Regions from separate parts of the Homo sapiens genome. Here region 1 is linked to region 2. The links are chromatin contacts, found by Hi-C or POLR2A ChIA-PET in ENCODE. All regions are on one chromosome and are shown on one strand. The core of a region is the stretch at or near the end of the contact, and the rest is flanking DNA. Distances in the headings are between cores, read along the strand shown. Region 1 has its middle 350 kb from the start of C11orf87. Region 2 has its middle 370 kb from the start of DDX10.

Region 1 (3,558 bases), core at 914-3,413, 33 kb before region 2:
TTGACCAACAGAAATATCACACTGGGACTATTTCCAAAGAGTCTCTGAAAAGTCATTAAGTATTTTGTAAAATACTTCACAAAGAGACAAGTCTTGCCAGCCATCCTTGATGATCTGTCTCCCTAAAATAACTCCAATCCCAGCAGCCTCCCAGGTGCTGGTAGGTAGACAGTGCCACAGTCAGCTCAATCTCTGCGGAGGCCCAGCCTATTTGATGCTGCACATATATGCACTGCCTTCACTTTCATCATCCTTCACACCTACTCTACCCATCCATGTCTCTGCCTGGCCAGTCCCTACTCATTCTTGAATGTCAGTATAAATGTCTCTTCCTGCACAAAGCCCTTGGTGAGTCCCCAGGTTGGTTTCAGTACCCTTTCTATGTGTGTCTTCACCTACACGGGCATTAGTTGACACCATTGTAGTTGTGCATTGACTTGTCTATCTTCACTAAACTGTAGGTTCCTTGAGGACAGAGAATATGTCTCCAGCACTTAACACAGTGTTGGCATATAGAAGTGCTCAATAAATATTTGTTTAATGAATGAGTGAATCCAAACCAGATTAATGGTTGGGATAAAAAACTACTCAGGTCTACTGAGGAACAAACCAATAAACCTGGTGAAAGGGAAGTGGAAGTACCCAGGCACAAAAACCAGGTACTCTCCCTAGAGTTCACAATGAGCCAGCTAGGTGACTGTAAGACCCAGAGATCGGTTCTGCTGAATATGCAATATCAGAGGGCAGAGTAAAGAGTAACAAAGCCAAACCAGTTGTTCCTTGTAAGAAAAGAGAGAAGAAAACCGACACTTAAAGAATACCTATCAGTACCCCTTTTAAGCCAGAAAAGAACTTACAAGTTATTATCACCTTCTCACAGACAAGAAAAATCATGCTCAGAGAGGTAAATAACATGTCAAGTAAATAGCAAAGTTGGTATTGGAACTTGGACCTGCTGATGCCAGAGTTCACACTTTATTTTACTCTATCTTATTGTTTCTGAATTTTCCACAGATTTGGATGTCCATTTCTACATTCTGGGAAATCAGATGGTAGGTAGAAAGCTGGGTACCCTGGAAGCTGTGGCATTTGACATGCAGTAGTGGCACTGAATCAATGAGCAGATGAACAGGCATTCACTATGGTCTGCAAAGGGCTCGCATTGCCAAAGATCTTCTTGTCTTTGAAAACAACTTCAAAGAAAAAGAATAAAGTTCAGAGAAGGGAATGCAAAGGATAATGAGAAGAGAGGGGAGAGTCAAGAAAGCCTCCTCCAGATGGATGACATACGAAAAACATTATATGAAAACATCACAGTGAACACCCAATCTCTCACTGAAAATGGGCAGCAAGACCATCCTTAACTGTCATTATGAGCAGAGACATGTGATATAGTTTGAATATATGTCCCCACCAAATTTCATGTTGAAATGTAATCCCCAGTGTTGGAGGTGGGACCTAGTGGGAGGTGATGGGATTTCTCATGAATGGTTCAGCACCATCCCCTTGGTGCTGTCCTTGTGATAGTGCATTCCTTCTCATGAAATCTGGCCGTTTAAAAGAGTGTGGTGCCTCCCCCACATAGTCCCAGGTCTCTCTCTTGCTCCCACTCACACCATGTGACATGCTTGCTTTTTCTTTGCCTTCTGCCATAATTGGAAGCTTCCTGAGACCTCACCAGAAGCAGATGCTGGTGCTATGCTTTCTATACAGCCTGCAGAACTGTGAGCCAATTAAAGCCCTTTTCTTTATGAATTACCCAGTCCCAGGTATTTCTTTATAGCAATGTAACAACAGCCTAACCCAACATGAATCAGCTACGGGGCCTCAGCCAACTATTAGCACATAGACTCCTGCCTCCAAAGGCGAAGGTACTGAGAGTTAAGAGAAAAGCTTAGAGGAAATGAAAATGCATCCAATTCCCCGTCAAATGAAAATGCTATGGGCCAAAGGCCAAAGAATATTCTTGGCCTGGATGGTGCTCTCCACGCTAAATTTAGCTGATTGCTGAGCTTTTTTTAAGAGGCATCTTATTCAACCTTTTGCAAGCCACAGATTTACCTCCTAATGCACAACTTGCTTCCCCCTGAAGCTGGAACACATTGTCCTTGGCTTTGTCATCTGTGGGAGAAGCAATGCCAACAAAAACTCTGCTGTTATCACCTGGCTCTGCTTGTCCAAGCAGTGCCTGGATGAGGTTCTTTAATGGCACTGACAAAAGGCTCTCTATCCTCAGTAATCCAGCCCACCTCCCCTGACCCCACCATCCCCATAACTATAACCTCATCTTAATTCTTATTAACAGAAATCCATTCTTCTGTGTTTATCACTCTAGCTGCAGAAATCAGCTTTTAAAATGAGAAAACTTTAGGGAGAGTTTGCATGCCCATTAACATAACCAAAATCTGTGCAGATTCTAACACTGCTTGCTTCATTTGCTCCTGATAACACAGTGCAGACTGAGAGGCAGCATGCAAGGTTGAAAAAGCATGAGACTTTAGACTAAGACCTAGATTGAGAGCCTCATTCTTTTTATCCAGACAATCTTCAGCTTGCCTCATATGAAAAGTGAGGATTATGATATCTAGTTTTGCCCAATAAAGGTAAATTAATAATATTTTAGGTGGTTATTAATCTTAGGAATTTTAGGACCAAAAGAACCAAGAGGTTACATGCACAGAGAACGGGGCTGGAGACAGTTTGGGAGAATTGGTGAGTAAGGTGGCGTCAAGACACAAGTGAAGCTAATATCAGACTTATGAGAGTCAGAGTCAGGAAGCACAGAAGCCAACAAAGAAAGTGAGGACAGGGGGAGAAGATGCAGGCCCATCCAACTCACCTAGAGCAGTGGCATATGTATAGTTAGTCATGTTTCGGGTCATCATGTGGTCACCTCTGAGTCCCTAGTAACTAATGTTCATTTGGCAATTGTTAAGTATTTATTAAGTGCAATTGTCTGCCAAGTGATGATCAAGAGAATAGGTTTAGAGCACTTAGGGTTATAGTAAGTTCCTTCCAGACTTTGGGATAAGACAGGAAAATAGCCTAATGCAAAAACTAATAAAACTCAACACACAATGGGTGGTAGTCGTCATTTACAGAAGCAACCCACTCTAGTAAACAGTTAGTAAATAAGTTATCCCAGACAGGGAGAACAGAGCAAACAGGAAGAAGAGAGATCACACACACACACACACACACACACACACACACACACACACATTTACAAATCAAAAGGGCCCATTCCATTGAGTGTTCAGCACAATGAAAGAAAAGTAATCTAAACTTTGGTACATTTTCATGACATTTCAGAGTACTAGGGCTGAAGAGCATACTCTAACCATCCTTAAAGCTTCCGAAGGGAAAAATGGAGCAGTGTCTTCAAGTGAGGAAAACTAATTTCCAACCAAGAATTCTATACCTATGCAACCTAAGATCAAAATGTAGGACAGAGTAAAGGCATTTTCAGAGAATGATGACATGAGATTAGGGAGTGGGGAGTAGTTGCTGGTTAAATGTTTGGATTTTCTTCTCAGGAAAGGGAAGCTACTAGAGGAT
Region 2 (3,882 bases), core at 260-2,759:
TATGTGCCCTTGAAATGGGCACTAGAAACACAAAAATGAACAAGATGGGATTTTACCTCCAAGAAGATCTCATTCTGGTTGGAGAAAGACATAAGAAAACAATTATTACATTAAACAGCAAGGAGGACTCTGTCAGAAGACTGGAGCATGGGGAAGGAAGGTCAAAGCCAAGCCATGGGAAAATGACTCTATTCTTCTGTGCCTTAGTTATCTCACACAGCAAGAGAGAAATAACTGTTCTACCTTTGCGAGGCTTAATGCAATCAAAGGAAGGAAAACATTGGATGTGTAAGGTATCGTTATGGAAACTCACTTTTGTTCTTCCACTGGTCTTGACAGCCTTCATTAATCTTCTCACCCTTGTTTACCCAAAAAAAAAGTGACTCACAGTTACATAACAATTACCCAAAAAATAGTGACTCACCTTACATAACAATTAGTGATAAAGTTAATTAGAATCCAGATTTCTTAACTCTTATTTTTCAGCAATTGCTCACTGTTTAACACGAAAGATCACTTCAAGTAAGAGATAAATGGAAGCAAAAGCTCATTGGGAATAGACTAAAAACACATACATATGAAGGTCATCCATTTCTTTTTGGATATTGAATTTGGGATAAGATCACCTTGAGTCTGGAGCATGGGAGACTGGTCAGCAGTGGTGGCCCCAGCCATGGCAGGTGGCTTCTTACAGGACTATGAGTCCCATGGAGGATGTGGCAGGAGAGTTGGCAGGTGGAGAAGGATGAATCCTGACTCCTCTGTCTTTCTCTACATCAAGATAGTGGAGCATGCATGCTTTACACAATGTGTTTTGTCATTTATTCCTTACAACAACCCAGTGAAGTATGTTCCATTATTATCCTCATTTTACAGAGAAGGGAACTAACGGCATTTTTTTTTTTGGAAACAGAGACTTGCTCTGTAGCCTAGGTTGGAGTACAGTGTCGCTCAGCTCACTGCAACCTCTGCATCCCAGTTTCAAACCAGGTTCAAGCAATTCTCGCACCTCAGCCTCCTGAGTAGCTGGGATTTCAGGCATGCACCACCACGCCTGGCTAATTTTTTTTGTATTTTTAGTACAGATGGGGTTTTGCCATGTTGGCCAGGCTAGTTACTAACTCCTGGCCTCAAGTGATCTGCCTGCCATGGCCTCCAAAAGTGCTGGAATTACAGGTGTGAGCCACCGCGCCCAGCCTCTAACAACATCTTGATTAGAGAAAATCTTGTGCTAACTAACATGGTCATTGTTTTAATCAACCTTCCCGCAAAAAGGGAGGGCAGGAGGGAATTATTCAGAGCAAAATTTCCACTGATTTTCTCCTCAAAATGTGGAATAAGAAGAAAACCCAGAGAAGAATGCCCAAAGCAGATGTAGTGGAAGCTTCCCCACCAAACATCCTTGGCAACCAGTACCTCAGAGAGCAATCCAGCAATAATGGCAATTACCCAGCATCACAGCAGACACGTCAGGAGAACAGAAGCACAGGCCTGCCTCCCACTGCTCACAACTGGCTCAGGGGAAAAAGGAAAAACATGGGGCTTTGGGGTGCCAATTATGCATTGTTGAACACTGAAAACTAACAATGGCATTCACTCAAAAATCCAAAAGGCCCGTGAGTCATTTCTGACAAGCATAACAAGTCCTAGCTAAATACTTTAAGAAACCTTCTGATTTAAAACAAAATTATCATTTAAATCAAACTTGGGTACTGTTAATTGTTCTGTGACTCACTCAAAGAGTGCTTTGTGTGAATTTTACTTTACTTATTTTCCCCTTCAATAAGCTAAGAACCTTGATTCTATCAGTTGGAGCTTGTCAGAGAGAGGGGCTTGATGGGGAAGGAAAATTATGAATAATGGAGTAGTCAGAAAGGAGATACCTCAGTCCTAATCCTCCTTTTTAGGGAGGAAAACTGAAGATTCAACAAAGCCACCAGGTGAATGGTCTGACCTGTCTTTTGTGTAATAAAAATAAGCTATGAAGCATTTCCCACTGGAACTATTGAGAGATACATCAATTACCATTCTTGTGGGCAGCAGGCTAATCCTTCCAACTTGGATCATACTGAATAGGTCATGTGTCCACGGTAACCCTGTCTTCTTGTCAAACCATCTATGTTGATACATGTAGCTGTGTAGGGTCCCCCTCATCTGCCTTACACCCTGGAAGAAACAGAGGCCTCTGACCTCACTCTTTCCTAAAGAGCAGCTCTTTCAATCAACAGACTTTCACTGGAACACCTACCTTGCACCAACTATTCTGAATTCAGAGTCCATCTCTTCTCTCTGGGAATGTACAGGCTACCGAGACAGAACCATGGAAACAAAACTGGAATGAAATATGATTACTGTAATAGAGGTAAGTACATGGAACCACAGGAAATAAAGAAAAAAAAAGGTAATACCAAACAACTTGTAAGAACTGGGGACAGAAAGAGGGTCAGGGAAGAGTTATCAAATGAGTGACATTTGAACTAGGCAGTAAAGGGTAAGTAAGAGTTTTCCATATACTTATGTTTCCTGCTCATCTGTAAGATCTCTGTGGTAGGATCAGGTTTTGTTCAGAGCTGTATTTCTAGGCTGAGCACAGTGGCCCAAGCTTCTAATCCTAGCACTTTGGGAAGCTGAGGCAGGAGAATTGTTTAAGGCCAAGAGTTCAAGACCAACCTGGCCAACATAGCAAAACACTATCTCTATTTTTATTTATTTATTTATTTATTTATTTATTTATTTACTTATTTGAGACAGAGTTTCACTCTTGTTGCCAGGCTGGAGTGCAGTGGCACAATCTCATCTCACTGCATCCTCCACCTCTAGAGTTCAAGCTATTCTCCTGCCTCAGCCTCCCAAGTAGCTGGGATTACAGGCATCTGCCACCAAGCTGGCTAATTTTTTGTATTTTTACTAGAGACAGGGTTTCACCATGTTGGCCAGGCTGGTCCTGAACGCCTCACCACAGGTGATACACCCGCCTTGGCCTCCCAAAGTGCTGGGATTACAAGGCATGAGCCACCACGCCTGGCCTCCCCATCTCTGTTTGTTTGTTTGTTTGTTTGTTTATTCATTTATTTTAAGCTGTATTACTAGCAACTAGGACTTTTCTTGAGACAGGCAGGAAGGAGAGAAGGAGGGAAGGAGGGAGGGAAGGAGGGAGGGAAAGAGGGAGGGAAGGAAGGAAGGAGGGAGGGAGGTAGGGAAGAAGGGAAAGATTTTCATTTCACAGGCATGGAAAAGGGGTATAGCAGACATCCTTTGACTTGCCCCACCCCTGTTCTCTGGAATCTGCCTGTCTTGCCCATAGGCATTGTATTAACAATATGTTTCATCTCTTCTGCTTGAACCTGGCCCCTGAACATGGTTGACCAGTCCAGAAACGGGCTGTCGACATGAAGTAAACCAGAGTGCCTTGAGAATTTGACATTAGAACCCAAAAAAGAGGCTTAGCCTCTGGATAATTGAATCTATAGCTGATAAACCCGGGAGCTGTGGGGAGTCCATGTCTTCTACCATGTGAGCAGGGAGCAAAGAAGCCAATTTACAAAGAGCAAAGAATGAAGTGGATGTGCAGAGATGAGAACCAAGGAGAAATGAGAGATAGGAAATACAAACTAATCTCTCCTGCCTCCCAGATCCTTGTTCCTGATACATTCCTGTTTTTAGGTTATTTATGAGTCTCCTCATTTTCTTAGTAAATTTTCTCTTTTTTATGTAAGCCAGCTTTACTTGTTTTCTGATATTTGGAACCAAAAGCATTTTATCCGTTGACAGTGAAGTTTGGGGTAGAGAGGATTCTAGGCAGAGGCTTAACATGAACAAATGCCCTGAGGTCTGAAAGGGCTTGGTTGTTTGAAGAATAGGGAGGAATTTGGTTCTCCATTA

Evidence for each region. A loop is a pair of places that touch in the nucleus more often than their neighbours do. ChIA-PET counts read pairs that join two places held with the same protein, here RNA polymerase II (POLR2A). Pooled maps may share reads with other maps.
Region 1: a map of ascending aorta shows a loop between it and region 2 (8-fold over the local background). The contact joins two enhancer-like sites. A Hi-C loop is called at or near these places in 2 of 168 maps with a recorded cell type or tissue (ascending aorta and left ventricle myocardium inferior) and 1 of 50 pooled maps. POLR2A ChIA-PET finds 5 or more read pairs at or near these places in 3 of 52 experiments (PC-9, activated CD4-positive, alpha-beta T cell and activated T-cell).

The regions. Positions count from the first base shown.
Region 1 is chr11:109,070,341-109,073,898 of GRCh38, reverse strand. No RefSeq gene overlaps it. Among named protein-coding and RNA genes, the nearest start is that of C11orf87, 350 kb to the left of the region's middle. Within about 2 kb of position 2,163, at least 3 of the 41 ENCODE cell types and tissues checked have a DNase peak (open chromatin) inside an H3K27ac peak, as active enhancers do.
Region 2 is chr11:109,036,223-109,040,104 of GRCh38, reverse strand. No RefSeq gene overlaps it. Among named protein-coding and RNA genes, the nearest start is that of DDX10, 370 kb to the right of the region's middle. Within about 2 kb of position 1,509, at least 3 of the 41 ENCODE cell types and tissues checked have a DNase peak (open chromatin) inside an H3K27ac peak, as active enhancers do.